Linked DNA regions of Homo sapiens: region 2 is linked to region 1. The links are chromatin loops, found by intact Hi-C in ENCODE. Cell type or tissue: transverse colon. All regions are shown on one strand. Each heading gives the region's core, and the rest is flanking DNA. Links, peaks and the distances in the headings are about the cores only.

What was found. Hi-C counts contacts between places; a loop is a spot of excess contacts. Peaks named below come from ENCODE experiments on the same cell type or tissue, not always from the same donor. Only the 100,000 strongest peaks of a DNase experiment are listed, where the experiment ranks them.
Region 2: a loop joins it to region 1, with 5 times the contacts of the local background. A loop is called at or near these places in 3 of 110 quality-filtered maps.

The regions. Positions count from the first base shown.
Region 1 is chrX:103,708,305-103,724,950 of GRCh38, reverse strand. TMEM31 (transmembrane protein 31) reads right to left here and starts at 14,042. Exons shown (of 3, transcript NM_182541.2): 1 at 13,875-14,042; 2 at 12,591-12,715; 3 at 10,919-11,357. The coding sequence starts at 12,692. The coding sequence ends at 10,953. It also overlaps the pseudogene GLRA4. In transverse colon, for the core only: no CTCF peak of the experiment used is centred there; a DNase peak (open chromatin) is centred at 7,740; H3K27ac peaks cover 2,225 bases.
Region 2 is chrX:103,793,090-103,809,735 of GRCh38, reverse strand. It overlaps a transcript of RAB9B not described here. Among named protein-coding and RNA genes, the nearest start is that of PLP1, 25 kb to the right of the region's middle. RefSeq lists an enhancer at 1,760-2,959. In transverse colon, for the core only: no CTCF peak of the experiment used is centred there; no DNase peak of the experiment used is centred there.

The DNA of each region.
Region 1 (16,646 bases), core at 4,729-12,728:
ACTTATGGGGCGAACATCTGGATATGATGCCAGGATTCGGCCCAATTTTAAAGGTAAGAAATCTTCATCCTATAAAAACTCCTCCCTCCCCACCACCTTTGGCAGCACACTAGCCAGCCAGCCCCTATTGCCTTCCCTAAGGAAAGGAGGCTGGAGGTCCAGGGCTGGGGCTGGTTCTAACAGCTCAGAAGGAGCCTCCTCACCCCATTGTCCATGGGCCTGTGTATCTGGCACTGATTTCTCCCAGCAGTGCCCTGGCCTGCAGCTCAGGGAAGGAGTTCTGGAAGCTGCTCCCAGCCTCCTGGAATGCCCTGCCAATGGCCTGTGCTTTGCTACCCTCAGGCCCACCCGTGAACGTGACCTGCAACATCTTCATCAACAGTTTCAGCTCCATCACCAAGACCACAATGGTAAGGGATCTCCCTGCTCCCCACTTCCAGCCTAGTGTGAGTGGGAGGAGCCCACCAGATAACAAGCTGGCATCTTTTGCCATATCAGCCCAAGGAAGGTTCCTTCTCCAGTGAAAAATGCCTACTGCCCCTGAGATGTGTTCCCAACATTCCTCCTCATGGCCCTCCTGCCCCTACAGGCTTGCTGGGCCCCTGGGAATGGCAATGTTTCTGAAGGGCCCATATCTGCACCCTCCCAGGACTACCGGGTGAATGTCTTCTTGCGGCAACAGTGGAATGACCCACGCCTGTCCTACCGAGAATATCCTGATGACTCTCTGGACCTCGATCCCTCCATGCTGGACTCTATCTGGAAGCCAGACCTCTTCTTTGCTAATGAGAAAGGGGCCAACTTCCATGAGGTGACCACGGACAACAAGTTACTGCGCATCTTCAAGAATGGGAATGTGCTGTACAGCATCAGGTGCACCGGGTGGATAGCCAGGAGAGTTTGCGTTAAGGGGAAGAATTTGGATGAAGACTGAGGGGTGGGAGGAGGGTTCCCTTGCACTGTGATGGGCCCCAGTAAGCCGATGTCACTTCTTTCTTACTGTCCCCACTAGGCTGACCCTCATTTTGTCCTGCCTGATGGACCTCAAGAACTTCCCCATGGACATCCAGACCTGCACGATGCAGCTTGAGAGCTGTAAGTGTCTATATAGAGTCACAGAGAGCCTGGAATAACAGCCAGTTAACCCGACCTCATGACATCACAGACAGGAAAAGGGCCACTCAGAGTTGGGAGGAACTTACTCAAGCACACCCAGCCAATTCTTGGCACAGATGAGACTAGAAACCAGGGGTCCCTAACCCCTAGCCCAGTGTGTTTTTCATCCCCACGTTATTTGCTGATCTGGCTGTTCCATGGGGCTGGGGAACGGGAAGGCATCAGCCTTACGCACAAATGTGTTTGTGCTGTTTTGGGGGGCGATTTGAGCGACATCTTCTCTGCCCAAACGTATGTCCCCTCTCACAGTGCCTGAAGTAGTTCCACCTTTACCTCTCTTGAATTAAGACATTGAAGATGCCTATAAAAATGCCAGAGTGGGCAGGGTGGGGGCACTCGTGGAGCCCTGATTCCCCACAAACATAGATAACCTTTGTAGAGAGGTAGGAGATGACAGTTCTAGGCACAAGACAGTGCCTAGAATGAAGAGGTCAGCCAAGGGCTCCTCTGTGGCAGGGGTGCCAGCCTGGAGGGGCTGCCCAAAGTGCAGAGGAACCAAGGATGACAAGGTTGGGTCATCACTTATTTCCACTCCCTCCTCATCTCCTGGGTCAGGAGAGACTGTTAGATCTGGAGCCATCCACTAGATGTTCACAGAAGAAGGCTTATAAGGCTGTTTCCAGCATAAAATAACTGTGATGAATAGAATGTGTCCTATGTGGTCAGCTCTTTAGAGTTCTTAAACCACTTTCACATCCAGGCTCTCAATATCCCTTCATGGCAACGCTGAATAGTGGGGAGAGCAGCTACTATAATTCCCATTTTACAGAAGGGGAAGCGACTTACCCAAAGTCACAGAGCTACTCTGGGTCAAGGCCCAACACTGGATGTCTGTGAGCCTTGGTGTTTCTGCTCCCATCTCTACCTGACATGTGCAAATATGGTCATATACGTGGCATGAGCCCTCATGAACTGCTATGTATGTGTGAATAACTTGACATGTTCAGACATTAGCTTTAAATTTGCCCCAACTCAAGGCCCTGGCTAGGATCTATGGTATGCACATTGTCCCATGCATGACTGGCAGGATATAAATAGCTGTCTCCTCCCTGAGGTGATGTGGCAGAAGTCCTGGCTCTGAGGCTAGCTCAGCTTAAGACATGTGTTCGGTACACATGCTTACTCCCCTCGGCTTGAGATATGGCAGGAGGCTCCCAGCTGTGTTCCTTGACATCTTTCCAACCCTCTTGACCTGCTTTCTAGGTCTGTCAGAATAATTTCTCTTTGGGCTTTTCTCAAGCTTGAGAACAGGGTAGGAGAGGAGTCTGTAATCTTCCTGATTTACCTGCCCACTCAGGATGGGCCCATGAGACAACTGACCAAGTGTCCTCTCCAGAAAAGTTTTCCTTTCCATAATGAGCATGAAGCTCCTAAACCCCAGACCTTACTCCTCACCTGTTCTCTCCTGCCTGTTCTGATCCTACCCCTACCCCCACCCAGCATCCATACTCTGCAGCCCTCTGCCATCTCTGTCACTTTCAGTTGGCTACACCATGAAAGACCTCGTGTTTGAGTGGCTGGAAGATGCTCCTGCTGTCCAAGTGGCTGAGGGGCTGACTCTGCCCCAGTTTATCTTGCGGGATGAGAAGGATCTAGGCTGTTGTACCAAGCACTACAACACAGGTAAAAACCAGGATCTTTATTGGCTGTGAGCCACAGGAGAACCTTCAGATGTGAGGCAAGGGGACAAGGCAGCTGGCCTCTATCGAAGGTTCAATCTATGTCAGATATGGGGCCAGGTGCTTCATATAACTTATTTATTTGTGACAGCAACTATAAATACCATTTTTCAGAAAGGGAAAACTGAGGTTCTAAGAAGTTAGTTAAATCAAGTGTCCAAGTCGCACAGCTAGTAAATGGCAGATTTAGAATTTAAATCCAAGCCTTCTAACTCCAAAGTCTGTGTTCTTGTTCCTGTCGCATGCTGCAGAGCAAATGACAGTGGGTGGACAGTTTCCCACTTTTCCTGGGGTCAACTTTGTGTGGAAGCGGGGAATCCACATCTGGTAATAGGGAGTGACTATGCTGAACCCAGAGGGAACAAGCCTGAGGGCAGTGGCCAGCTTACAGTCCACACCTCCCACTGTCGCTACCACTGCCAGCTCTCAGGAACTTCCCAGGTGTGAAATGTCAGCTAAGAAGTGGAGAAGGGCTGCTTTCCCAGGCTGAGCATCTGCCCCCCTGCAGCTTCTGTAAGAGTTGCTGGCTCCACATTTTCCCTGACAATTTGTCTGCGCGGAGCTCTGACCCTGAAATAGAGGCAGCAGCCTGAAGAGGGGAGATCCCGGGTCCCTTCCATGGTGGGCTGATATGTTTTGGGTGCTGCCCCATGAATATGTGTGTGCATGTATGTGGGGGTGTGGGGAGTGGGAAGAGGAAAAGGCCATTGAATTTAGAAAATGCAAGGGGGAATGAAAATTGATATAAACTTTTTGGAGTAAAAAAGTTGGCAATTTGTATATAGATCAGTGGTTTTCAAACTTTGGTGTGCACTATATTCCCCTGGGGAGTCTATTAAAATGTTGCCTCCTGGGCTCTACCTCTCAGAGATTCTGATTATGGTTACCTGTACTTGGAGTGATGCCTAGAAATCTGCATTTTAACAAGCATCCTGAGGATTGTGGTGCAGGTGGTCCAGCAAACATGCTTTGAGAAACTTTAGTCTAGAAGCTAAAATTGTGTTTCTACTTATTTATCCAGGAATCCTACTCCTTGAAATGTATTATATGGAAATATTCCAAAATACTGCATTGGCCTTAGACCCCAAGGGGGCTCCTGGGTGGCTGTTTATATTAGCAAAAACTTGGAACTGTTTTAAATATCCACCAATAGGGCAGAGGTTAAGAAAATTACATGTGCGTCTGCTTGGTGGACTAGTATGCAGACATTAAAAGGAATGGTTACAAGGTGCTTATATCAATGTGGGAAAGTAGGAGTGAAAAAAGGTAAGATTCGGAGGTATAAATACAGAATGATTATATTATGGTAAAAGAAACAAACCAAAAGCATGCATTTAAAAACCTTAGGTGGAAATAGCACTAAATGTCTCTAAAGTAATGTGATACAACAGATAAGAGCAAGAACTTTGGAGGCAGATAGAGCTGAGTTTGGATTCTGGCTCCATCATTTACTAGTTGAGCGCCCTTGAGAAATATAATTTAATCTCTTCATGCCTCCGTATTCCTATCTGTAATATGAGAGATAATAATTTTACTTGCCCCAAAGAGTTGCTATAGGATTAAATGAGGTAAAGTCAGGTCCCTTAGTAAGGGTTTGATAAATGTAAGCTTATGAATATTATTATTCCTTCTCTACTTCTTATTTTTTCTATACTAAACAAGTTTTAATTTTGGAATTAAAAACAAAACTGCTATTGCAAAAAAAAGAAGAAGAAGAAGGAAAGAAAGGAAAGAAAGTATAGGTACCTAATAAAGGCATGTCACGGCAAGAATCCCAGGGTGGGATGAAGTGAGGTGGATTCAGGGAACAGTAAGAGGTCACAGCATCATACAATGTGTCAAAGCCATAATCAGTCATTGACAACATCACTGACTTTGAAGAAACAAGTAGGCCTGATAAGACTAGACCTAGGCCAGAATAAAATAACAATATATGCATCTTCTCCTTCTTGCTTGGATTATCCTGAGCCTCTGCTTCCAAGAGAAGCTCTGCGTTAGTATTTTCTTAGCCCTAGGGCCCTGGAAAGCAGAGTAAAGTGAAGTCTGGCAAAGGAGGTGGAGCATTGGTCGGTGTGCCTGGGCCAATGCACTTTTTGTTGGTAGAATAGAATGTTGCAGCCTGATGCTCTATGGGAACCTGCTCCCCGCTGTCTGGAGCTGGTCTCTGTTGGGCACTGTTTTCAGATGTTTGCTATCCGGCTCTTCTCACTTGCTTAAGACACAAGCAGTGTTTATCCCAGTGAATTGTTGTTGCTAGAGAGCTTCTGGGGCACTAGCAAGCACAAGCATGGCCCCTGAGATCTAAGTGGAGTCTAAGCTAATTGTTTTGTTAATAATGATAACAATAGTAACAGCTACCTATGTGTCAAACACCTCAAATACATTATCTTGTTTAATTTTTCCAATAGCCCAGTGATGCAGTTGGTATCACTACTCTGTTTTACAGGCAAGGAAACTGAAGCTCAAAACGCTTGGGTGTTTTGCCCAAAGTCACACAGTGGAAGGTTCAGGATTCAAACCCAGGCAGTCTGACTCTGGAGCCCTCCTGCTCCTTATCCTCTTGCTGTGCAGTCACGTGAAAGGCCTTCCGCTGGAAATGAAAGTGCTGGGAGCCAAAGGCCAAGTCTTTGATGGTCGCTCTGAGAGCTTCCTTAGTACGTACATCTGGCATTACCTGGGGCCATTATGAAAGGCTCATTCATGGGCCCAGCTGAGGTGCCCAGAGGCTGGTCAGTAGAGGGCTGCCCTAATCCTGTCCTAATCCCCTCAGGCTCAGCTACAGGCTGGGTACCTGGGGCCTGACACCTCACCTCTCTCCTTGCAGGGAAATTCACCTGCATCGAGGTAAAGTTTCACCTGGAACGGCAGATGGGCTACTATCTGATTCAGATGTACATCCCCAGCCTACTCATCGTCATCCTGTCCTGGGTCTCCTTCTGGATCAACATGGATGCTGCCCCTGCCCGTGTGGGCCTGGGCATCACCACCGTGCTCACCATGACCACCCAGAGCTCTGGCTCCCGGGCCTCTTTGCCTAAGGTGAAGAGACATGCAAGGGAACTTGCTTGCCATAGAGTACCCCATTTCCCATTCATCCCAATGTGCCCTCCTGCTCACCATTTACCTTGGATTTAAGGTTGAGAAGACCCACTGGGCAAAAGCTGGTGTCCTGCATTCTCTCTCCCTGTAATATACTGCTAATAACATTGTTGACAATGTGGAGGCTGGGGTTAGGGATACTATCTGGCTAGGGAATGAGGAGAGACAGTGCCTTACTTTGACTCTCTTCAGGAAATACTAGCATGTCCAAGGTCAAAAGATCCTCAGCAAGTAGAAAGTCCTACTGCCTCATAATACAAATGAGGAGAATACAGCCCAGAGTGGTAAAATAACCTTCTTAAGATCATGCCTTATAAGAAACAACCAAAACAATATCAGAGTTTTGAACCAATTTCTGTCATCTTACTGTATCAGAAATTAGAAACTATCACAAAGCGCTCTAGAGATATTATCCTTTCTTTTGGGATGAGAAAATTGAGGTAGAAAATAGCAATTAAAGTCAGTGAACTCCAGTTGTCTGGGCCCAGTGATGTTTTGATTACGCAGGAAGATTTGTGCTGATGGGACTGGGCACAGATTCTCCCTGCCTCATGTCTTCATGTAGGGAATTTAGAGGTCACCTCAAAGTCCTTACAGTCAGCAAGGCTCTGAACGAATCAGGGAACAAGGCCATTTATTCATTCAATAAATATTTATTGAGCATGTACTATGTACCAGCCACTGAACTTTGTCATGGAAAAATAACAGGAAGCAAAAGCAACACAGTTCCTTGTGGATCTTACAATGAACATATTCCCTCTTGCACTGATTTGTTGGGAACCAGGCCCTGTGATCTCCCATCTCTCAGTGCTTGTTCCTAAGAAGACTTTTTACTGCGGGCTTACACGGCAGGTAATTTCAGACATCCATGGTGAATTTATGAATTTGCTACATGGCGGGGGTTGGGGAGCTAGTGATTAGGAGTAGGAGATTGGGGTCAGACAGATTTGGGTTTGTCTCCCAGGCTCATCATCTACTAATAATTTACCTTAGGTAAATTCCTTAACCTCTCAATCATCTTGCCTATAACATGGGAATAAGAATATTACCAGTTCCTGCTGGGAGCAGTGGCTCAGGCCTGTGATCCCAGCACTTTGGGAGGCTAAGGCAGGCGGATCACGAGGCCAAGAGTTCGAGACCAGCCTGGCCAACATGGTGAAACCCCATCTCTACTAAGAATACAAAAAAATTAGCTGGGTATGGTGGCGTGTGCCTATAATCCCAGCTCTCGGGAGGCTGAGACAGAAGAACCACTTGAACCTGGGAGGCAGAGGTTGCAGTGAGCTGAGATCGCACCACTGCACTCCAGCCTGGGCAACAGAGCAAGACTCTGTCTCGAGAGAGAAAAAAAAAAAGAATATTACCAGTTCCATAGGGTTATTGCAAAATATAATGTATTAACACACAGGACAGTGTTTGGCACATAATAACCGCTCAATAAATGTTAACTATTGTTATAATTATCAGGTGTCAACGTTGAAAAAACTGAGTGATGAATCTGGGGCTAAAGCAGCTGGTGTTGTCCCTAATTATTTTTGAGTTGTCAGAAACCCTTTGAGGTGATCCAAAACCCTATAGGGATAAATGGTGACAAAACTCAGATCAGAATCACATGTCCCGGGAAACGTTGTTAGAGATCATTTTCTGTAAATGTGTTTCCTAGATGGACAGGGATATTGGCAAGGCTCTGAGAGGCAGGCTGGACTTAGGCAAGGGCTACACGGCCAGACCAGGCTGTGATGGTCGTGTTTTGATAATGATGTTGTAAGGAGACCAGAAGCAGAAAAGTAGTTCAGACCTAAGAACCCTGCCCTAGTTTATTGCCTCTGCCATGCAAGGTGATTCATCTCTAAAGCAGGGAGGTACTGCAATTTATGCCTTATTCTTGCCAAGAGAACTTCCTTTTCTGGTTCCCTCCTGTGAGTGAACATAATCCATCTGCTCCCAGGAATCACTTAGTTTCCTTATTTGGAAAAAAAAAAAAGTCTTTGTTTGAGGGTTGTTTGCAGCATTTGGTACCTTCTTGTCAGATTTTAATGAGTTCTTCATGGCCTCATTGGCCAGTAAGCAAAATATCCAGGCCTGCACCCTGAACTAAATAGCCTCATTAACCAGCCCCTCAGAGCAAGGGACTCAGTAAGCCAGGGACTGTCTGCTCACTCTTGAGTTTGTGCAACATTAAGTTTGGTGGGTGCCCATGAGGTCAGGCCAGGGGCTTCCAAAAGTCACACCAGTCTCACACCCCTAATACAACTCTAGTGTCCAGAATGAGAGTGGTAGGGGCTTACTTTGTAAGGGAACTAGATTGGAGTGGCCATTCCTCATGTTCCCAAGAAACAACTGTTACTTTGCCTTTATGGTGCCACCAAAGGCACTGATTACCATCTCTTTGCCAGGACTTTGATCCCCTCAACTGCAGGGAGCTCAAAGCAGAATGGAAGGACTAAATGGAAATTTATTCCAGAGGCTAGGAGATTAGACCTAAAGTTGCAGCAGGGAAGGAGCCACTTCTATCTAGATCCTATCATCTAAATGGCCTACAGCTATTGGGGCAGGTAGTGGTAAGGAGGGTAGAGAGCAAGCAGAAGCCAGCAGATATACACATCACATGTTGCTAAACCATCTATCTGTTCATTCATTCAAAAAAATATTTACTATAGTCCAGAAACTCAGCTAGGCATTGGAAGCAGAACAGTGATCGAGATAGAAACAGTCCATGCCATCGAAGAGCTCACAGTCTAGTGGAGGGAATGGCCAGGTATGTGATGGATGCTAAGAAGTTGTAGGTAACCTGAGCACATACAGCAGGACAACCGACACAGACTGGGATGATTAGGGAAGGCTTCCCAGGGGATGTGGTATCTAAAATGAGAGCTGAAGGATGAGTAAAAGTTATCCAGGTAAATGAGAGAAAGGTTAGAGGAGATTGGCTCTTTGGGAAACTACTGAAATAGTTCACCACAGCAGATTACAAGGGGTGTGATGAAACTGAACAGGTAGGCAAAGGCTAGATATCATGATAAGGGGAGCAAAGACTGTATCGTAAGGGTAATGGAGAACCACTGAAGGATCATAAAGGGGAGTGATATAATCAGATTTACATTTTGAAAACAACTCTGGCTACTGTTTGGAGAACAGATTGGAGGTGGCAAGAGTAGATGCAAGGAGACCATTCAGAAAACTTGCAACCCTTCAGATGTGCTAGGATAGCGAGTGGACAGATTCCTGAGTTTTTGTTTTTGTTTTTTTGTTTGTTTGTTTGGTTTTGTTTTTTAGACAGAGTCTTGCTCTGTCACCCAGGCTGGAGTGCAGTGACACGATCTCAGCTCATTGCAACCTCTGCCTCCCGGGTTCAAGCAATTCTCCCACCTCAGCCTCCCTAGTAGCTGGGATTACAAGCATGCGCCACCACACCCAGCTAATTTTTTGTGTTTTTAGTAGAGACAGGGTTTGGCTATGTTGGCCAGGCTGATCTTGAACCCCTGGGCTCAAGTGATCTGCCTCTTGGACTCCCAAAGTGCTGGGATTACAGGCATGAGCCACAGCGCCCGGCCGAGATTTCTAAGATGTATTATTGACACACTTATCATTAACAGGACTTTCTTCCTAGTGCTTAAAGTGTCTTTTTCTTTGATGGTCTAAGGACCTTCATGGCCATCTCTTTATAATAATGAGTAATTACCTCATTATTGATCTTAATAGCAGGTATTTGATATCCTTGGGAGCACTGTGGGACTGAGGGATGGTGAATGAAATAGGATGCCCTCTTAGTAAGTGGCAAAGTAGAGACACCAAAGGATGCTTCATCAGGGTTGTCTAGTAACCCACTGCCACCATCTCAGTGACATTGCCCTAAAAGAGTTAGAGCAGGGTTTTTCACCCTTAGCACTCTTGCCATTCGGGGCCAGATAATTCTTTGTTGTGTGTGTGCATGTGTGTGTGTGCATGTCTGTATGTGTGTCTGTGTGTGTCTGTATGTGTCTGTATGTGTGCTTGTGTGTGTGCGTGTCTGTGTGTTGAAGGCCAGGCAGGGAGCTGTGAACTGTAGGATGTTTAGCAGCATCCCTGGCCTGTACCCATTAGATGTCTGTAGCCACCTCCTCCCTCAAAATTGTGCCACCAAAAATGTCTCCAAATATTACCCAATGTACCTGGTGGGGGACGGAGTTGTCCCCAGTTAAGAATCATTGAAGCAGAGGATTTATTTATCCAGTGAAACTTGCTCCTTACCTGGGGTCTGCAGCACCCTCACTTCCCATCATAGCAGTGGCTGATGAAAGAAGTGGCCTGTCCGAAATTCTGTTCTTGCTGGGGTGCGCTATGTGGTAAGCTCAGCAGCTCAAAACTAAGTAGCAGGTAATTTGGTTGAGAAGATGAAAAGGTCTAAACCTGAGCTCTGTCCCCCACTCCTGGCCCCATCCAGCTGCAATGCCTGGAAGAGGCCAGAAAGTGGGAGACAAAAGTACTTAGAGGCTGCCAAGGAAAGCAGTGAGAGGAGAGTACAAAGGACTGGATAGGTGGATGCCAACCACATCTTGCAACTAGCGAAGCATCCTTAAAGGGGTGGGTGGTGTTCCCTCAGTATCCCTGCCCTGTTCTCTCCAGGGTGAGAGATGAGGCCCCAGCTTACTACTGAGCTAAATTCATCAGCAGAGCCTTTCCAAAAGAGCAACAAGGAAAACCACAGGACCAAGGGAAGAACAGGGGTGGAGGAGGGAAAGGAAGGAACTCCTAGTTTGTCAGTGAGACCACAGCCTAAGTAAATGGCAATGCCACTGAATTGAAAGCCCAGAACCCTCAGGTCCTAGTGCCACCTTCTCACTGGGTAATCTTGGCTAAGACCATCTGCTCTGGGCCTTAAGTGTCCTCATGTGTCTCACATCGGAATTGTGAACGCTGCCTGACCAATTACCACTGAGGCTGTGAGGACCCTAGGAGATAACAGAGGGAAGACAAATGCAGTGTTCATGCTCATTGCTGTTTATTGAAACAAAAGAATCAGAAGAAGATCAGAATGAAGACAATAATAAAAAGCAGAAGCAGAAGTACAAGAAGAATAAAGAAAGAAAGGGAAAGAATTGTAGGAAGGAAAAACTTGTAGAAGTAGAGGGTGGAGAGTGCGAAGAGGTGGAGTATGATGGGCAGTCCGATCTTTTCCATCTGGGCTTTCAGACAATGGGATATGTCATGGAAGGCTTCTTTAAACACCAGAAGAAATTCAGGATAAAGCTCAAAAAGAGCAGGCAATCGATAGGGGTTGAAAATCCACTCAGTAGGCCACGGAAGGACTTCAAGAAGGTTGATCGTTCTGTCGCTGGATGTTGTAGGTGTCCTACGTGAAGGCAATCGACATCTGGATGGCTGTGTGTCTGCTCTTTGTGTTCGCTGCCTTGCTGGAGTATGCTGCCATAAATTTTGTTTCTCGTCAGCATAAAGAATTCATACGACTTCGAAGAAGGCAGAGGCGCCAACGCTTGGTGAGTACAACTAGGGAGCGGCCCACTGCCTTTCTCCTTTGGACTCCTTCCTCCCTACTCCGCCTCCCCACAAACCAAGACCCACCCCAGGGCTGCAAGGACTAGATAGGCAATCAGAAACCCTGGATTCATAAGGGCGCAGTGGCTCACGCCTGTAATCCCAGCACTTTGGGAGGCCGAGGTGGGCGGATCACCTGTGGTCGGGAGTTCGAGACCTGCCTGATCAACATGGAGAAGCCCTGTCTCTACTAAAAATACAAAATTAGCCGGGCGTGGTAGCGCATGCCTGTAATCCCAGCTACTTGTGAGGCTGAGGCAGGAGAATCGCTTGAACCCAGGAGGCGGAGTTTGCGGTGAGCCGAGATTGAGCCATTGCACTCCAGCCTGGTCAACAAGAGCAAAACTCCTTCTCAAAAAAAAAAAAGAAAGAAAGAAAGAAAGAAACCTGGATTCTAGTACTAAGCTGGTCACTGTTAAGCTAAGTACTTTAATCTCTTTGATTACTTTAATCTCTTTGATTACTTTAATCTCTTTGATTTTAATCTCTTTGATTACTTTAATCTCTTTGATTCTGTAAGTCAGTATAGTAGATTGATTAAGGGCATGGGCACACTGCTTGACATAGAATAAGCACTGAAGATATGTTAGCTAGTAGTAGAACCTTACCAAGTTAGCTAATAAGAGATTGCTTTGCCAGGCACGGGGGCTCACGCCTGTAATCCCAGCACTTTGGGAGGCCAAGGCGGGTGGATCACAAGGTTAGGAGTTCGAGACCAGCCTGACCAACATGGTGAAACCCTGTCTCTACTAAAAATACAAAAATTAGCCGGTGTGGTGGTGGGCACCTGTAATCCCAGCTACTCAGGAGGCTGAGGCAGGAGAATCACTTGAAGCTGGCAGTGAGCTGAGATCACACCACTGCACTCCAGCCTGGGCAACAGAGTGAGACTCCATCTCAAAAAATAAGTAAATAAATAAATAAATAAAAAGAGATTGCTTTGAGTAGTAATTGCTCCCCCACAACCGGGAGGAAGGTAGCCCAGGTTGTCATACACTAATTGGTGGTTAAGAATTCAACAATCAGGCATTGGTGTCTTTCTAGGGGAGCATTATAAGAGGACCCCCATAACTAAGTTGGAATTGAGAAACCACCACTTGCCTGTTCTGACTGTTGGATTTCTTCTTCTTGATCTTCATTGGGTGCATTAGAGTTGTTGGGCTTGAGTTGTTGTTCTCCCTCACTCTTTTCTGTTAACCTCATTTCTTCTACAGTAAAGTGATCACCTGGGGAAATATAAAAGAAATCTTGTCGTCATGACAACAGAGGCAGTTTACCCCCAATTGCCCAGACAATAGGTGCTAGGTAAGTTGTCATGACAACAGAGGTGCCTGGGCCAGCCTCACAGAAGCAAGTGTCCAATTATGAGCAAAGCTGAAAGGCTTAACTGAGCTACATACTGGTTGCTTAACCATTAGAGACACAGAGTTCTGGTCTGTCTTCAGCTCTGACTCCATGTTTTCTGTCTAATCTGGAGGCTCTAAAGCCAGAGAGGCAAGAGCATAATGACCTCTGGGGGATGGGAAACAATGCTGTGAACCCACTCTTAAAATCCTGACTCTAGCTTGTCTGGGCCACACTAGCACAAGGAATGTTCTCTCCTCAACACACCACCTCCCACCTCAGCTGCTCCAGGGGCACCCCTACCGTATGTCCGCACTAAAAATATCTCACAAACTACCTCCTTGGTTTCATGTCCCTTGCTAAGGTTCCTTTCTGCTGAGGGCAGGGCTCCTGTCTCATCTAGTGGTTTGAATTTATCAGTCCCTACCCTTTAGTCCTTTAGTTGGTCCCTGGGCAGTACGCCCTCTAGTGGACTAATCCACAACTACATGTCCTCGAGTAGGACTCATTCTTCAAGAAACCTAAAAGCATTTCCTAACCCATACCAAGGGTTAGAAAAATATGTGTATACACCTAGCAGAAGGGCAAGAAAAAAGGACACTCCATTTTCTTTTTTCTTTTTTTTTTTTTTTTTGAGACGGAGTCTCGCTCTGTCGCCCAGGCTGTAGTGCAGTGGCGTGATCTGGGCTCACTGCAAGCTCCGCCTCCCGGGTTCACGCCATTCTCCTGCGTCAGCCTCCTGAGTAGCTGGGACTACAGGCGCCCGCCACCACGCCCGGCTAATTTTCTGTATTTTTAGTAGAGACAGGGTTTCACCGTGTTAGCCAGGATGGTCTCGATATCCTGACCTCGTGATCCGCCCGCCTCGGCCTCGCAAAGTGCTGAGATTACAGGCGTGAGCCCCCGCGCCCGGCCAGGACACTCCATTTTCTAAGCTAACTGTCCCCACCCCCTCTTTAGCTGTGTCGAACAAATCTGCCTGCAGGTACCAAGATCTTATCTTTATAGGAGTTTTGATCTTGGTGCCTTCTCAATGCCTACCTTGGAAAAAAAAAAGCAGACTGCCAACCAATCCAGAGTCCTTTCACCAGCTAAGTTGCCTGTATGGATGTCCCAGCAACAAAAAGGCTGCCATTGTTACTGTAGAGCTATTCCAGGTTGACTCTAGTCCCACCTCCTTTCCTGAACTCCTGCAACCCGCAACTGCCTGCAGCCTGTCCCCTCCTGCTCATATATATAGGCTGATCCTGAGCTCATAATGGAGTCTGTCATGACCAGTGCTCAATTATTACAAAGTTACAACAGCAGCCTGGGCCTTGCTTAGGACTCTGGGGCCTGCCTAAAAGTGGGCTGAGGCTTTTTTTAACGTGAATTATTATTATTATTAACGTGAATAAAACTGAAAATCAAACCCGTGCCATTCGTCATGTCCTTTTTTGAGTCTTCTAAAGTCACTGTTATCCCAGGACCTGTAGCAGGTATTTTGGAGGCACCAAGCAGGCTGAAAAAATTGTTGGAGAGTTCATCCATTTCTAGAACCTCTGTCCGGGCCCTACTGCTCCAGCTAGGGAAAAAGAATTCTTCAGTCTGAGAGGGCAGGGAGAAAATCCATGTGATCTCCAGGGAACCCTTAGCCAAGAGTCAGTTAGGAGTGTTCTAGGAACCAGCCAGCCATTCACATCTTTTCTTCTCAACTCTCTCCTCAACCAACAACTCCATAGCATGGTGGCCCCCTTTCATGTCACTGCCTAAAGTGGTTTACTTTTTACCCATGCAATCCTACACTGTCTTCCCGGCTAGTCCATAAGCTTCCCCAGGAAAGGGAAGCTCTTTTTCATCTCCTCAGCAGGCCTTAGCACCAGGCTCTGGACACAGCAGTCATGTAACCCAGCTCACCAACTTTTACAGGCTGATTGGAGAGGACTGTCTTTCAAACTGGACAGAGCAAAAGCTTTGCCATGATCAATAGAATAACTTGATAACTGGAAGAAATTTCAAAATACTGCCCAGTCCTCTCAAGGGCTTGGTCCCAGAACCCTGCCCACCTCTCTTCATCCTCCAGCACCCTCTTCATTCCCCATTCTCTAATCCCTTTTTTTCTAGCCCCTCTCACTTCAATACAAATCACTCTTTCCCATCTCCACACTTTACCTCCTACACTGTGCATTCCCTCCTTAGCGTGGTTTTGAGATATCTTCCCTCTCTAGCTTCTCAGTCCTTCTCCCCTATAGATAGCCAGGGGAAAAAAAGTTCTATTTTAATAGGCATGTAAGCCACAAAGTGGTATTTAAGGCTCCAATGTTCCTTTCCAGCACACACACACACACACACACACCCCACACACAAACACCCCTCAGAATTTGGCCTAAATAGAGAATACCCAAATGCAGGATGCCCCACCCCTGGATTTCAAGCCATTCATCTTTGCTCCTCCAGCTACAACAGGTGCAGTATGTTAAAGTCACAAAAAGCCAAGACCAGCTTACTCTGTTGGCCATATTTTCTCTCCTGTGTGAAATGGCTTTTTCCAGCCTGGGAAATGTGTCCAAATAACTCCCTTTAGATTTATTATGATTGGAGAAAAGGGAAAATAATTAGATCTATAGAAACAGAAATAGCAGTTGGATCCAACTTTCCCCCTCAGAGCTTTTTTGCCAACATCCTTTGCTTACATCCTCTAGCCAGGGTAGGGCTCAGGGGATCAGGGTGAGTACTGGGCAACAGGGTCATCTGAGGGACCCTGAACTGGAAATCAAAGGAGAAAACCATTTTACTTACTCCCCTCATTTTAAAATTATTGCAAAATATTTTGTTTGCCTCTGGTTCTTCACCTCGAAAATGGGTCCAGCACAACCTCCTTTGTCAGAATAGTGTAAAAATGAATTACAGAGTACATGTGAGGTGAACCAAGGCCTGTCTTTATGATGACAGGTCAGTTTCTAGTCATGTCATTATCAAGGGTTACTAGGACCTACAACACCAACATCTCATACACAAAGCCACTTTTCTTTTTTTTTTTCTTTTTCTTTTTTTTTTTTTGAGATGGAGTCTCGCTCTGTCACCCAGGCTAGAGTGCAATAGCGCAATCTCTGCTCACTGCAACCTCCGCCTCGTGGGTTCAAGCGATTCTCCTGCCTCAGCCTACTGAGTAGCTGGGATTACAGGTGCCCGCCACCACGCCTGACTAATTTTTGTATTTTTAGTAGAGAAGAGGTTTCACCATATTGGTCAGGCTGGTCTCGAACTCCTGACTTCGTGATCCGCCAGCTTCGGCCTCTCAAAGTGTTGGGATTACAGGTGTGAGCCACCGTGCCTGGCAAAGCCACTTTTCAGTGTGTTGCCATAGCTGCAGAGGTCCCACGATAAAGACCCTGTGGTGTCCCTCTAACTGAGAGAGACAGAGTGTTTAAAATCTACTTTATCCACATTTTGTATATATCTATGTCATACCTATACAATATACACATATTTTTTTCTTATAACTTATAATAAATACCTCAGGTAGCCACAGGATGACCAGCTCTTCCTGATTTGCCTTGCACTTCCCCAGTTTCAGCCCTGAAAGACCCAAGTCTTAGGAACACCTTCCGTTCTGGACAAACCGAGATGACAGTTTGCATCGTCCTCCAAGAGGCCATTGCACTTCAGGTGATTTCTTAGATACCTGAAACTTTGACTCTAAAACCATGAATACTTTAAGAAATTACCACCATCTTTGAAGGAAGCATTTCTCAACCCTGTCCTTTAGAAGTAAATAAAATTAGGCTTGTTAGGGTTGCATATAAAATAAGACTAAATAGGCTGTGAATGGGG
Region 2 (16,646 bases), core at 7,304-15,303, 82 kb before region 1:
GCTGCATGGCAGTGGCTCCATGGGGGTTCATCTTAGCTGCTCTGGTGGCAAGGTTTCTTGCAGCATCATTGTCTTAGTCAGCTCAGGCAGCAATAAAAAATATCACAGGCTAGGTGGTTAAAAACAACAGAAATTAAGCCGAGCATGGTGGGTCACGCCTGTAATCCCAGCACTTTGGGAGGCCAAGGCAGGCAGATCACCTGAGGTCAGGAGTTCAAGACCAGCCTGACCAACATGGAGAAATGCTGTCTCTATTAAAAATACAAAATTAGCCGGGTGTGGTGGCCCATGCCTGTAATCCCAGCTACTCGGGAGGCTGAGGCAGGAGAATTGCTTGAACCCAGGAGGCGGAGGTTGTGGTGAGCCAAGATTGAGCCATTGCACTCCAGCCTGGGCAACAAGAGCAAAACTCCATAAAAAAAGAAAGAAAGAAAGAAATTTATCTCTTACAGTTCTGGAGGCTGGAAATCCCAGACTAGGATGGTCAGGCTCTCCAGAGGGCCCTTTTACTAGCTTGCAGATGGCCACCATCTTATTGTTTCCTCACATAACAGAGAGAGAGCGAGAGAGACAGAGAGAGAGAAATCATGCTCTGGTCTCTCCCTTTTCTTATAAGGACACCAATGTCATTGTGAGGACCCCACCCTCATGACCTCATCTAAACCTAATTACCTCCCAAAGATCCCCTTCTCCAAATACCATCCTATAAGGGGTTAGAGCTTCAACATATGAATTTCACTAGCATTCATTCCATAACAACCATTAATAGGCTTGAAAGGTGACAAAGAAAGGGCCTGGGCCCCTTCTTCATGGGTCCTAGTCTCTAGGCAGAATATGAAGTCAATCCCAACATGTACAGCAAACAGGAAAGCCAAGCTAGCCAGGTCTTGGGCAAGAAGCCACAGGCAAAGGTGCATTTCCAGCCAGTTAGCTGGATCCCCGAAGCCCAGGGGGAAGGGGGCCCTGTTTCTTACTGACCCTCTTGCCCTGGCCCCAGCTCACCTGGCCTCTGGCTCCCCAGCCTTCCTGTCTCCCTGAGAGTGGGCCCTCAGAGTTTCTCTTACAGCTGCTGTGTACAGAATCATGAGAAGGTGGCTTCTAAAGCTCAGGAGCACTGGGCTCCAAGGCAGTGTTTTCAAGGGTGCAGAGAAAACGAGGGGTGGGTCATGTGCCTTTGCATGGCATCACGTGTGATGTGTATCGATCTAAACATATTCTGAAGGGATGGCTCAGGCTACCTGCAAACAGCCTCTTCTGGGAGACGATATGGCCAGAATGTCACATTCCTTCCAGAAAGACAGACCTGACAGTTTACGGCTCAACAAACCAAGTTCTGGAGAACGAGGCTCTCTGATGAGAGACCAGTAGCTGACATTTATTGGGTGTTTATTAAGGCCATGTGCTGAGTGCTTTATGTGCATTTTCAACAATCGTCTGAGGTAGGTACTGTTGTTGCCCCCATTTTACAGATGAGGAGACTAAGGCTTTGTCAAGCTAAATGGTTTTTCAAGGTTACATATCTTGGAAGAAACAGAGGCCTGCAGCCTGGCAGCAGAGCCCATGGTCTTCATGGCATCAGCATGTGTGTTGCCTTCTGTGTACTAGCAAACAAAGACTCAAAGAGAAGGCAGGCAATATCCCTGGGGTCACACAGCCAGTTAATACCAGAGCTAGAACTAGAAATGCAGTCTTCTCTCCCCCACTCTGGCTCTCCTCCTGACATGGCCTCAGTCACTCAAGGTACAATAGGGATAACTCGTCCCATTTTACACAGCTGAGGTCTCTTCCATCCCATGACTGGATTTTCTATGACTGCTCAGTGCTCAGAAGATTCCAGGACTGGGAATCAATGGTGGAAACAGGCCTCTGGGTTTGACCACAGCTGTGGAGAAAGATGACAGCCCAGATGAGCACCATGGTCACCCCAGGGCCATGAGTCTCTAGAGGTGCCATTCAGCTTCCCAAGTCCCTGGGTTTTGGGGACTCCCTGTCACAGCCCTTTGGGGGAGCCTCCCACCCCTGCCACTGCATCTCTTCCTCCCCTTGGCTTCTCTCTGTCTAGTTGTGAGGGCTGGGCTGAGTAGGTCACTCCCAACCAGGGCTTTTAATGAGAAGTTTTGCCATACCAAGGCAGCAAAGATGAATAATTCAGTGAAGAAGCCCAGGGAATGTTATTCTTTCAGAGAAGAGTCCCTTGACAGTGGGAAAGGCAGGGAGGGTCTGCTTCTTATTATGGGAGGAGTGGGGGCTGGGGTGACAGCAGTAGAGAGAGGTGAAGAGGAGGAAAGCCCCACAGAAATCACTGACTGTGCTTGCTTTCAGTAAAAAGTTTTAAACAGAAAAGTGATTGGAGATCAGAATTGCCTTTTTAAAGAGTAGTCTGACGGCAGTGAGGAGATAGATCAGACTTGGGGCTAGAAGAGGGGTAGGAGGAGCAGAGATGAGGCTGTTTCAATCATTCAGGTTTCAGTTATAATAAGAGGAAAAAGGTAGGACTGACAGAACTAGGTATGACTCATGAAGGAAGAGTCTAGAATGATTCTTTGGTTTCTGAGCACTTCAAAGCAAACTCTCATTTGTTCATTTCTCTCTTAAAATATCTCGTTTTAGGAGTGTTTGGAACATCAAAGAGTAAAATGCAACCATGAGCTGCTCTTCCCACCAGCATGGAATCTAGTGACAGCCTATGTCCTGGCATGTGGAAGATAAGGCAGGCTTTGGGCCACGAGGACCGCCCCCTCCCTGCCCCATCTTTTAACTTTTCCTTCCTCAGGAACTTATTTGCTAAGGCCCACATAACTATATTATCAAATAGTCAATGTTTTTCCATCTTAGCCTTGAGACTAACATGAAGAGATCTGGTTAAATCTCTTCTGCGGTCTGAGTACATTCTTTTATCACCTTGGGTAAACAAGTTGAACAACCTTCAAAAATCTATCCCATATATGCACCTAACAATAGAGCCTCAAAATACATAATGCAAAAAGCTGATAGAATGGAAGGGAGAAATGGACAATTCAACAATAATAATAGTTAAAGACTTCAATATCTTACTTGAAATAATGAGTAGAAAAACTAGGCAACTAAACAACTAAGAAAGGACTTGAATAACACTATATACCAACCAGACCTAACAGGCATCTACAGAAAACTCTACCCCCAAACAGCAGTATACATATTCTTCTCCAGTGCAGAATGAACATTCTCCAGGATAGATTATATGTTAAGCCATAACAAAAGTCTCAATAAACTTTAAAAGATTTACATTATCTAAAGAATATTCTCTGATCATGGTACAACGAAATTAGAAATCAACAACTGAAGGAAATTTGGGAAATTCACAAATATGTGGAAATTAACACCCACCTAAATAACCAATAGATAAAAGGATAAATCACATGAAAAATTAGAAAATACCTTGAGATGAATAAAAATGAAATTACAACCTGACTAAACTTACCGGATACAGGAAAAGCAGTGCTTAGAGGAAATTTATACTGTATCTGTAAGTACCTATATTTAAAAGGAAGAAAGATCTCAAATCAATAACCAACTTTTCATCTTAAAACTAGGAAAAGAAGAGTAAACTAAATCCAAAGCAAGCAGAAAGAAGTAAATAACAAAGATTAGAGCTGGGTGCAGTGAGTCACACTTGTAATCCCAGCTACTTGGGAGGCTAAGGTGAAAAAATCACTTGAGTCCAGAAGTTCAAGGTTTCAGTGAGCTCTGATTGCACCATTGTACTCTAGCCTGGGTGACAGAGTGAGACCCTGTTTCTCAAAAGCAATCAAACAAAAAGATTAGAGGTAAACAAATGAAATAGAGAATAGAAAAGCAATAGAGAAAATCAACAAAATCAAAAGTTGGTTCTTTGAAAAGATCAACAAAATTTAGCTAGACCTACCAAGAAAAGAGACAAGAGTTGACTTACAAAAATCAGAAATAAAGTATCACCTTAAAGAATTTTTTTAATTATAAAGAAAATTATTTTTAAAAAAACCTAGTAAACAAATTAAATAATTTAAATGAAATAAACACATTTCTAGAAAGGCACACACTGCCAAGCCTGACTGAAGAAGAAACAGAAAATTTTAGAGATTAAATTAATAATGAGAAAAACCTCCCACAAAGTCCAGGACCAGACAGCTTAACTGGTGAATTCCACCAGGCTTTTACACCAGTTCTTCACAAATTCTTCCAAAAATAGAGGGAACATTTCCCAACTCATTCTATGAGACCATTACTCTCCTGATACCAAAGCCAGGTAAAAGAGAAAACGAGAAAAGAAAAATACAGACCAACAACCTTCACAAATATAGATGCAAACATCCTCAATAAAGTAGTAGAAAACTGAGTCAGGCAACATATAAAAAGGATCATACACCATGACCAACTAGGACTTATCCCAGAAATGCAAACCTGGTTCACATATGAAAGCCAGTCAATAGAATACACCATATTATTAGAATAAGGGTAAAAAATGTATCATCATCTTAATAGATGACAAAATTGAACACCCTTTCTTGATAAAAGAAAACACTCAACAGACTAGGAATACAGGGAATTTCCTTAACCTCATAAAGGGCACTTATGAAAAATCTGCAGTTAACATTCTACTTAATGGGGAAAGACTGCAAGCTTTCCTTCTATGATCAAGAAAAAGACAAGATGTTCACTCTTTCCACTTTTATTTAACATTGTAATGGAAGTTCTAACCAGGTCAATTAGGCAGAAGCAATATACAAGAGGCCTCCAAAGTGGAAAGGAAGATGTAAGATAATCTCTATTCACAGATGATGTGATTTTATATATTAAAAAATTGTAAAGAAGCCCCAAAAATCTATTAGAGCTAATAAATGAGTTCAGCGGGACACAAGATCAACACACAAAAATCAGTCATATTTCTATACACTAGCAATAAGCAATCCAAAAAGAAAATTAAAAATATAATTTCATTTATAATAGCATCAAAAATACTTAGAAAAAAATTGACAAAAAAGTGCAAGAGTTGTACACAGAAAATGACAAAACTTCATTGAAATAAGTTAAACAAGACCTAAATAAACGGAAAGGTGTTCTGTTTTCATGAATTGAAAGGCTCAATATTGTTAAGGTGGCAATATTCCCCAAATTGATCTATAGAATCAATATAATCCCTGGCAAAATCCAAGCTGTTTTGTTTTGTCTTGTTTTGTTTGCAAAAACTGACAAGCTGATGCTGAAATTGATGTTGAAATTGATATGGAAGTGCAAAGAGCTCAGAATAGCTAATACAAACTCGGAAAAGAATAAAGTTGGAGGACTCACATTTGTTGATTTCAAAACTTACTACAAAACTACAGTAATCAAGACAGTGTAATAATGACATAATAATAGACACATAGGTCAATGGGATAGAATTGAGAACCAAGAAATAAACCCTTACATTTATGATGAATCTATTTTCAAAAAGACTGCCAGGATAATTTAATGGGGGAAAGAATAATCTTTTCAACAAATGTGCTGGGATGCCTGAATATCCACATGGAAAACAATGAAATTGGACTCCTGCCTCACAGTATAAACAAAAATTAACTCAAAATGAATTATAGATGTAAAGGTAAGTGTTAAAACTATAAAACTCTTAGAAGAAAACATAGGTAAAAATCTGTGTGACCTTAGATTAGGCAATGATTTCTTAGATATGATAGCAAAAACAAGAGCGACAAAAGAAAAAATAGATAAATTTGACTTCATCTAAGTTAAATACTTTTTTGCTTCAAAGCCACCATCAAGAAAGTTAAGACAACACAAAGAATGGGAGAAAATATTTGAAAATCATGTATCTGACAAGGAACTGGTAGCTAAAATATGTAAAGTAGGCCAAACGCGGTGGCTCACGCCTGTAATCCCAGCACTTTGGGAGTCTGAGGCGGGTGGATCACGAGATGAGGAGATGGAGGCCATCCTGGCCAACATGGTAAAACTCCGTCTCTACTAAAAATACAAAAATTAGCTGGCCTGATGGCATGTGCATGTAATCCCATCTACTCAGGAAGCTGAGGCAGGAGAATTACCTGAACCAGGGAGTCGGAGGCTGCAGTGAGCTGAGATCATGCCACTGCACTCCAGCCTGGGCGACAGAGCGAGACTCAGTCTCAAAAATAAATAAGTAAATAAAAATATGTAAAGTACTCATAACACAATAATAGACAAATAATTTTAAAATTGGCAAAATATCTCATAGACATTTCTCTAAAGATATACAAATGGACCATAAGTACATGAAAAGATGTTTAACATCATTAGTCATCAGGGAAATGCAAAACAAAACCATAATGAGATTTCACTTCATACCCAGTAGGATGGCTATAATTAAAAAGCCAGATAATAACAAGTGTTGACAAGGATGTGGAGAAATTACAACCTTCATACATTGTTATTGGAAATGTAGAATGTTGCAGCCACTATGGAAAACAGTCTGACAGTTCCTCAAAAAGTTAAACATAAAATTATCATATGTCTCAGCAATTCTACTCCTAGGCATAAATCCATTAGAATTGAAAACATATGTTCACACAAAAACTTGTACAGGAATGTTTGTTGCAGCACTATTATAACAGCAAAGAAACAGATAAACCCCAAATGCTCATTAACTGAAGAATAGATAAACAAAATGTGTCATACCCATGCAATCGAATATATATTATTCAGCAATTGAAATATATATTATTTGACAATAAAATGGAACAAAGTACTGATACATGCTACAACATGAATGAACCTCAAAAATATTATGTTAAAGGAAGTAAGCCAGTCACAAAAGACCACATAGTATATGATGCTATTTATATGAACTGCCCAGAACAGACAAATCCACAGAGACAGAAGGTGGATTAGTGATTGCCTAGTGTTGGGGGTGTGAGGGTGAAAGAATAGGGAAACATTGCTAGTGGGTATGGATCTTCATTTGGGGGTGATGAAAATGTTCTAAGATTGGTTGTGGTCATAGTTGCACAACTCTGTGAGCATACTATTAATAAAACTCATTGGATTGCACACTTTAAATGGGTCAATTGTATATGAATTATATAACCATAAAGTTGTAAAAAAGTAACCTATCATACACTGATAGCTGGTGATATGAGTTTATTTTCACATGTAACTGCAAAGAAAAGCAGAGGCAAAGAATAACCTAGTCATTTCCCAGTAAAGCAAAGGCTACATCAAGGTTCATTCCTATGTAGCCACTTCCTAAACTGTAGTCCTGCTTACCCTTAATATGTATCAGAAACTCTATGTATCCAACTAGAAAAATTATCAGTGCCCTCAAGAGCAAAGGATGCCATTCCAGGTCAATCATTTGTTTGTTTAATTTGAACCTCAGGTGGCTGAGAATTGAGTTGATCGTATTTCTGAGTTCTTAGTATATTTTCATTATCATTTCAGGCAAGGTCCCTCTCTCTCTATCTTCACCCCCGCCTCTCTCTCTCTCTCTCTCTCTGTCTCTCTCCCTTTTTTTCTCTCTCTCTCTCTGTCTCTCTCTCTCTTTCTCTCTCTCTCTCTCTTTCTTCTTCTATCATCCCTACCCCTATTTTCCTCTCTCACCTCAGGCACCCACTTCGATCCATTTAATATTGTCCTTAAACATGCTGGTATCTTCGTAAGTTATCCACTGGTGTTTATGTATTATGTACTTTTTAACTGTTAATTTCTTGATAAAATTTGTTCTGTATTTAGTGGTTACATAAGTTGCACAGTGGCATTGACTCCCCTCATGGTAGAGACTAGGTGTTCCAAGTTCTGATTAGCCTGTTCTGGCCCTCAGTGTTCTGTTCTCATTAATCTCATTTTGTCCTTGACATGCCCCTCTCCCAGGACAACAAACAGGAAAGTTTGTTATATAAAATGTTTTCTTTCATTTTAAAGACTTCCTCCCCTGTGATAGGATGTATCCCTGTGCTGGGAGAACCATAGAGCAGTGGTTAAGTAAAGAGACTCTGGAATGTGACTACCTAAGTTTAAAACATAGTTCTACCACTTACCAGCCTGTAACTTTGGGTAACGCAGTTAACCTATCTGTGCCTCAGTTGCTTCATCTTTAAAATTAGAATGATGATAATAATAGTGCTCATCTCTGGACTGTTATGAGGCTTTTATGAGTTAATATCTGCAAAGTACAAACAACAATGCTGGTACATAATCAAAGTCATATTGTTTGCCATTGTTAGATTCCCAGGTTGTCAGTTCCAGGATCTCAGGATCTTCTGGTGAAACAATAATTTATTCACACTCAGTAAGGTGGACAGAGTGCAGATGCTAGGCCCAATGACAAACAAACCTAGAGAACATCAGGCCGTGGTCTTTAGGAGGCCTGTCACCACTTGGCAGGAACAGTATACCTGGGAAAGTGGTGGGACCAAATGATAGGAGCCTAGGAGCCACACTCCTAGGAGGGGATTGGAGCAATAAGTGTAAAGTGATCTGAAGTGGGGACAACCCTACTATAAATGGTAAACAAGGTGGGTACTCAGACTAGGAGAATGGGGTGCTGGAACACTGTGGAGGAGGGGTCATGAGTGTCCACGGTAACAGGAAACCTAGTCCTGGAGACATCATCATACTCCACTGTAAGCCCAGGAAGACAGAAGGGGAGAGAATGAGGCAGAGCTTACAATGGATCTATGCTTGTTGGTAACCCTGTTTTAAAGCAATAATCCCCAAATACTTTAGAATTGAAAACTATCACTTCTTTTATTTTAGTTTATCTCATTCTTTTTTCCTAAAGGTGTATGGTATATGCATTTAAAATTGAACTGCATTAAAGTCTTATTTGTATCATTTTCCTAATACTCTTTGAAACAATTGGAGTTGTCCCAGCATGTTGAAAACAGCCCTGGAAATGAGCTACCCTAGGCTTTTACTGTGGGGAAAAAAGATAGTGAACGATATCAAAAGCCTTTCTTACCTGTGAAGGTAAAAGCTTTTGACATGGAGCCATTTCAAGTCAAATTTATACCTATTTCTCCAAGTTTTTGCCAGACAAGGTCTCTCACGCAGATACATTAAAATGAGTAAAGAGCTTAGAGTTCTTATTAGGGCTGGAGTATACAGATCTGATTGAGAGAAGATGTTAATTCACCATACTTGAATCCATCTATTAACTTACTGACAAAACCACATCTAAGTCCAGTGTTTTACGGTTTTCTGAATTCTAGAGTTTGAAATGAGGGTGAGGGAAGAAGAGACCTAGAACTGTTTTCTTTCTTCTTTCAATTCTGACCACCTTTCACACTTCCACAGAAAAGAGAGGGGAAAGAGAAAGAAAAAGAACCCAACAAAGTAAGAGGTGGTTTTGGAAACTTCACTTGGTTTCAACAACTCAGCAAGATTAAATTACTAAAGCAATGAATGTGTTCTGCCCCCCACCCCCACCAAAAGAAATCCAAAACACATCAGGAATCATAATAACAGTCTGCTCTTACTTCAACACTCAAATAAAGCACAACTAGTTTTGATACTAGACTGTAGAGAAATATGTCCCCTGTAGCCTTCTGGATAAATATAGTATAATGAATGACACCCACAAAAACATGACCATAGTAAACATAGCCACTGTTGCATAGGACGGCTTTTAAAAAATGGTCCTTAATACAGGTCACTGACATCACAAAACAGAGCAATTTAGTAAAAATAATTCCAAGATGGCCACTGTGAAGCAATTCAAGTATTATGTTGCTACCTATTGGTCTGGCATAAATCAGGAAGATGTTTTAGACTCTAAAGTAGAGCAATCCCCAAGCTTTGTCCTCTGTCCTCTTGGGGGTAGAGTAGAAAATGCAGGTGTTGCTGCAAGGAGTCCCCCGCCCCGCATCCATCTGAACACCAAGGATTGTCAGTAAAATGAATGAATGATATGTCTTCATCTGTGTGGACATCAATAGAATACAAACTCATTTTAAAATGTTACTCAATATTGATCATTACTGAAGCTGAGTAATGGTTGCATGAGGCTCTTTGCATTTAGGGACTCTCTTTACTTTTGTGTATGTTTGAAATTTTCTGTAAGAAAAAATTTTAAAACAGCGTTATTGAATTGGTTGTATATTTTAAATGTTTTCTCAACCAATGGGTAATTCCCTCCACCTGTTATGGTAGAGGCCTGAAAAACTTATCACCTTAGAAAGAGATTTCCACCCTCAAAATGTTTTGGAGAAACTTCTACACAGTATGACCTCTAATGTGAGATGTGTGTGCACTCTGTGGTGATTGCAACATGATTCATTTGAACTAGTATTTGTACTAATTTTTAATCTTAAAATAAGAATAAAGTTTTATTAATATCTAATATCAATAAATATTAAAAAGATTGACTCTGGTGTTCTCACTCTGCTGATTTGTCAAGGAAATATGCCTTTTTAACAATCAGTGAGAAAGTAAGTGCCTTTCAAAGGAAATATGCCATACAGAGAGAATTTGAAAACAGATATGCGGAGATACCTTCATCAGCTTGTGACTTTGCTGCTGAAAACTATGTGTGTCACTTCTTTTCCCTATATATATATATAAATTTGAGCAGATTTGCTGTGTGTAATTATATAAAATGTATTAAAATATATATATTAAACATATGCTTTAAATATTGACATTATATTCATGTACTGCTGTTCTAATATACACATATAAGGCATGAAAAACAGAACACTTAAAAGTATAAAATTATATATATATATATTTAAAGTAACAGGGCATGTTTAACTTGCCTAAAACAACCTACTCTAATAGCTTGAACTCATTTGTAAAAATATTTTAGTTTGGGTCGGGCTCGGTGGCTCACGCTTGTAATCCCAGCACTTTGGGAGGCTGAGGCGGGCAAATCACGAGATTGGGAGTTTGAGACCAGCCTGGCCAACATGGTGAAACCCCGTCTCTACTAAAAATAAAAAATTAGCCGGGTGTGGTGATGCATGCCTGTAATCCTAGCTACTCAGGAGACTGAGGCAGGAGAATTGTTTGAACCTGGGAGGCGGAGGTTGCAGTGAGCCGAGATCGCACCCCTACACTCCAGCCTGGGTGACAGAGTGAGACTCCATCTCAAAAAAAAAAAAAAAATTGTAGTTTGCAAGGGCCACTAAATGATGGCAGGGAGAGTGAAAATTTGATAGTCAAATTTCAACAAAAATCTTTGCATAACTGCAAAGTGAGGCTGAAAATTTAACGTAATTTATTGAACACTGCCAATGTCATACTGCATCCATTTACATCTATGAATCTTTGTAAGTTATTATTTTCAGCTATAACATCCATTCGAGCCAAGGGCAGTTTAAACTGAACTCAGTATTCTAAAATGTTAAACCATGATTTCAAAATTAATGAGGCATATTCAGTCACATTGTTCTCACTAAAATATTAATAATATCATGTTTCAAATAAGATATAAATTGTGTAAGTATATATTATCAAATAAAACATATTTTAAAATATTACTTCATATTTATCTTATACTTTTAAATGTTGTTTTCCATGCTTTGTAATGTGTATATTAGAACAGCAGTACATGAATATAATGTCAATATTTAAAGCATATGTTTAATATATATTTCAGTACATTTTATATAATGACACACAGCAAATCTGCTCAAATTTTAATATGTATACAAATCGTCCTGGGATCTTGTTAAAGTGCAGTTTCTGATTCAGTGGGTGTAGATCAGGCTGAGATTCTGCATTTCTAACTAGCTCCCGGGTGATCCTGATGCTCCTTGTTCTAAGACCACACTTAGAGCAGCAAGGTCATGGCGGGGGGATGTGGGCTCCAACATGTTTTACTCATAGTATTGCACAATAAAAAATATTTGGAGATGACTGGGGAATGAATGGAGTACACTTCCTTCAGGTTATCCCCCCTTAACCACTGCTTCTCTCAATGGAGTTTTTGGCAGGTACTATGACAAATGTGAACCTGAAATAGGCAGTGCTCCAAAATGGATCCTGAGTGGCTAACTGGGCCTAAATTTTAAATAGAGCCAAGTGGCCATCTGCCAACTATAGGTCAGAGGTCTCAAGTTCCTCCAAAACCCACACCTCTGTTCAACTTTGGGACTTCCAGAGCTCACCTGAACCAACCAATCTGAGATCATCTGCCTTGACCAATCATGGCTTAGCTGCCTCAACCAATCAGGCTCAGTTGCCTTGACCAATCAGGGCTCAGTTCTATCAACCAGTCAGAACTAGGTGAGTTTGAATACTTCATTTGCATAAACTTTTGCTGTAAAAGTATAACCCTAGCTTTGCTCTCTGGAGCACACCTTCATTTTACACCTAAGGCTGTGTGTCTCTGGTGTCCAAACTGTTCTCTGGAATAAAGTCTCTTTCCTTGGGGCTGGGAGCAGTGGCTCATGCCTGTAATCCCAGCTCTTTGGGAGGCTGAGGTGGGCCAGGAATTCGAGACAGCCTGGGCAACATGGCAAAACCACGTCTCTACAAAAAATTTTTTTTAAATTAGCACTGAGCATGGTGCAGTCGCCTGTAGTCCCAGCTACTCTGGAGGCTGAGGTGAGAGGATCACTTGAGCCCAGGAGGTCAAGGCTGTAGTGAACCGAGACGGTGCCACTGCACTATAGCCTGGGCAACAGAGTGAGACCCTGTTTCAAAAAAAAAAAAAAAAAAGGTCTCTTTCCTCTAAATTCCTTTTTATTTTTAATAATTTTGTTTGTTTTATTTTTTATTCAAGACAGGGTCTCGCTCTGTTGCCCAGGACGGAGTGTAATGGTGCAATCACAGCTCACTGCACCCGCAGCCTCTGGGGCTACAGCTATACTCCCACCTCAGCCTCCAGAGTAGTTGGGACTACAGGCACTAGGTACCATGCTGGAGTACTTTTTTTTTTTTTTTTTTTTTTTTTTTTTTGTAGAGGCGGTGTCTCGCTTTGTGGCCCCTTTTCAGAGAACTTTTGTTCACTATACTGAGCTACAATGATAGTGGTTCTGCTCCCTGACAAATACCGGGATTCAGCTAATCTCTGCAGCTTTGCCAGTCAGCTGAGCTAGGATAGGATTAACATGCTCATGTGTAAACTGATGTGACCAACAAGGCCACATGCTCCAGCATGGAACTGAAGGATAATAGTTGCTTCTGCCTCATAAGACTGATGTGAGGATAAAATGAGATGTGTAAAGTACTTTGCAGATACAGTGCTTGATAAAGTGCAGCTATTATTGTTGGAGGCAAGGCTGCTTACAGTCCGGGCCAAGTTTATCTTCAGGCAATTATTATTATTATTATTTCTGAGACAGGGTCTCCCTCTGTTGCCCAGACTGGAGTGCAGTGGCACAATCTCGGCACACTGCAACCTCTGCCTCCCAGGCTCAAGCATTCTTGTTCCTCAGCCTCCTGAGTAGCTGGAATTATAGGCTTGAACCACCACGCCTGGCTAATTTTTGTATTTTTAGTTTTGCAATGTTGGCCAGACTGGTCTTGAACTCCTGACCTCAAGCTCAAGTGATATGCCCTCTTTGGCCTCCCAAAGTGCTGGGATTACAGGCATGAGCCACCATGCCCTGCCCAGACAATTATTTTGAATCTTCTTTAACACCAAGACAAATAGGGCATAAAGCATGACTTAAAATTTTTTAACCTGGAAATATTTTAAAGTAGTTGTAACCCGCTAAGCTATTAAAGACAAACAAACAACAACACATGTGCAGAAATTCCATAAGCACCCATATATTACCTGGCTTTGAGAAATGTAATTTACTTTTGTCCTTTCAGATAAGCCAGCTGCAGAATATATCCTGAGGTACCTGCTTTATGGAATTATTCACACTATTCACCAACAGGAAGGTAGGAACATCTACTGAAAATGACAAATTTTTTTTTTAGGAAAGCTGATATGTATACTTTCTTCCTAGCAGTAATTAGCTGAGCCATTTGTTTGCTAAGACCACTCTGAGCTTGTGATAATATCATCTGCGTATAGGATAATTTGTGTGTTTCTGTTCACTTGTGATAATATCATCTGCATATAGGATAATTTTTATGTTTCTCTTCACTTTTTTTTGGATAATGTGGGCTGATTTAATATTTTAAGTCAAATGAGATTTCACCAAATTTCTATCTGGTACATGTTGGGGACATGGAAGGAAGCTTTGATTGCAAGAGCCACATTTCCCTGTTGTTTTTTAAAGTTGGTCTACATGTGAATTCATCATCAACTAGAATTAAAACCATCTATACACTTTCAGATATCAGTTGGCTTGTTTGGTTTTAATATTGTAACCCTCAGAATCAGCTTTGTATTTTGCCCCTTTGATGCTTGAAAGATAGGGTTTCACATAATATATAGAAGATCCATGAAGCTAGTTCCTTTGGAACCTAGAGCTGGGTGACTTTCCACATTGGGGGGCAAAACAGTCCAAGCCTATTTAATGTTTTTCAATCTTAAATACCATTGCATTTATCTAAATACAGACTTACATGTCTATATCTTTTTTTTTTTTAACATGACTCTTTGTTTCTCATGGGACTGTGCAAGTTTCTCCCTGATTCTATCTTTTCCACTGTTTCTGTGGAAGGATGTTAGCCTCATTCTTCACCATGCTCCCTGTCTCCCTGCCTACCCCTTTCTGTCTTTAGTTGAGCTCCATGAGGGCTGAGACTGTATCTCTTTTATTAACTGCTATACCACAAACACTTTGCATAATACTTGGCACAGATAATTTATCAAATAAATATTTTTTGAGAGTTTGAGTAAAATGTTAAGACTGGATTTCTTTGGACTGATCCATAATCAGTAAAACACTCATTACCTTATCTGATATTTTCCTTTAGAATAAAGTCAATCAATTCAAGGAGTCTCAGAACAGGAGCACATAGACACCAAACTTTGTGGGACAACAAATATAATGAAGAGTATGTTTGCGTCTTTCAAACAAGTGAGTGAACGAGGAAAATCTTTCCCAATATATAAATATTGACTTGAAGTCCTTACCTGCTTATTGATGTAGGAATGGCCAAGTATTGATTTCGTAAATATAATAATGAGTATTTCTTTTATTTGTTACTTAATATTCATGAAGTTAACTGTTAATGTCAAAATAGCCACACTACCTGTGTTCACAGTTAAGGAAATCCAAACAGAGAAGGACTTGGTATCTTTTTTGTTGTTGTTGTATAAATTTAGGGGATACAAGTGCAGTTTTGATATGTTATATCTTACATTACCCTTCCTTGGCTTCTCAGACTTAGCCTGGATAGAGACAAAAGGCCAGACTGAATAGCTTGTGTTTATATCAATCTTGATTCATGTGCCCTCTGACTCCCCAAATGATTGAGTGGGTGGAAGCACGCACATGCATTGAGCCAGTGTGTGCATAAATGCTGTCACATGTAAGGCAAGAAGCAGGGTGACACAGAAAGAGCAAGTCACAAGTTGTCAGGACTCTAAATTGAAGTTTTGTTTGTATCCATGCCCTAAAAACCCAGAGCCACGTGAAGTCAAGGCCCTTAACACCCACCCCTCCCACATACTGAGGGGAGAATTCAGATGCCCACTGGAGTCAGCCGATCAGACTGCCTTTTGCACACTCCTTGCCTCCACTCCAGTTTACCGTGGAAGACCTGTCTGCTATGGCTGAATCTGAGAGAGATCCTTGAGTGTAAGATCTGGTCTTGATCACCTTTCTACCCACACTGCCCCCAAACTTGAACTTCCTGGGGTTTAACACAATACTTAGTAGTTTCTCAATGAATGTTCACAGAACGAATTAAGGAATGAACAAATGTTGCTCTGGACAAAGCTGCAGCTTCCACGTCCTGCATAACTGCACTCAGTACTGACCCTGAAGATAGGAAAAGCAATACAACTGGTGCTGTAAGAAAATGTTTCTTGTTTATACTGCTGCATCTTGATCTTCGGCTGATCTCAGCACAAAGAGAGCTCTTTCAGTTAGAAAAAAGGAGGTTTATGGTGTGTGGGAGAGCTAAGAACAATGGGTTCAATTGATAGACTGGAGATGCTCTCAGCTTCTGAGAGCCTAGAAACTCCATCTATAGATTCATCCCAGAGGCAGAGCCAAATAAGGGCAGATGGAAAACATAGCTTTCTTGGGAACTGGCTTTCGGTTCCTCTGAGGCAAAAATACAATCACTCTGTAGAACCCTGAATCAATTCTCCAAAATATGGTGCTGTGTCCTTGTTTGCAGTGTCTTAAAATAAGTCCCTGTCATATTTTTATTCTTTATGTCTTAAAGTCGTTCAACCAGACTCGCTTGCAGAATATTAATTGTGGTTAAGCAGAAATCAGGAAATTAAATTGAAACTGCTTTTGAATGGAGCTCCTTAACTGATGACTGACTTGTCATCCCTCCAGCTAAAGATTCCTTTCTCTCCAGTCATTTGCCAGCTGCAACTATGGGGCAATGAAATGATTTTAAGACAGCTTTCTTTAAGCTGGTCATCAGAGTGCTGTCCAAGGGTGCCAAATTCTAACCTAGGGTTGTGAAAGGGCTTTAATGCTATGTCCCCGGTGGGCTAGTAGGCTGGCCATCCAGGGTGGTAGGTGTCACTAATTTATTTTAGTACTGCCCTGCCACAGCCTGTTTACATTTACGTTGCCCTTTCCATACCTGCTCTGTCCTTTAAGTACTAAACCTTCCATCCAGTACTA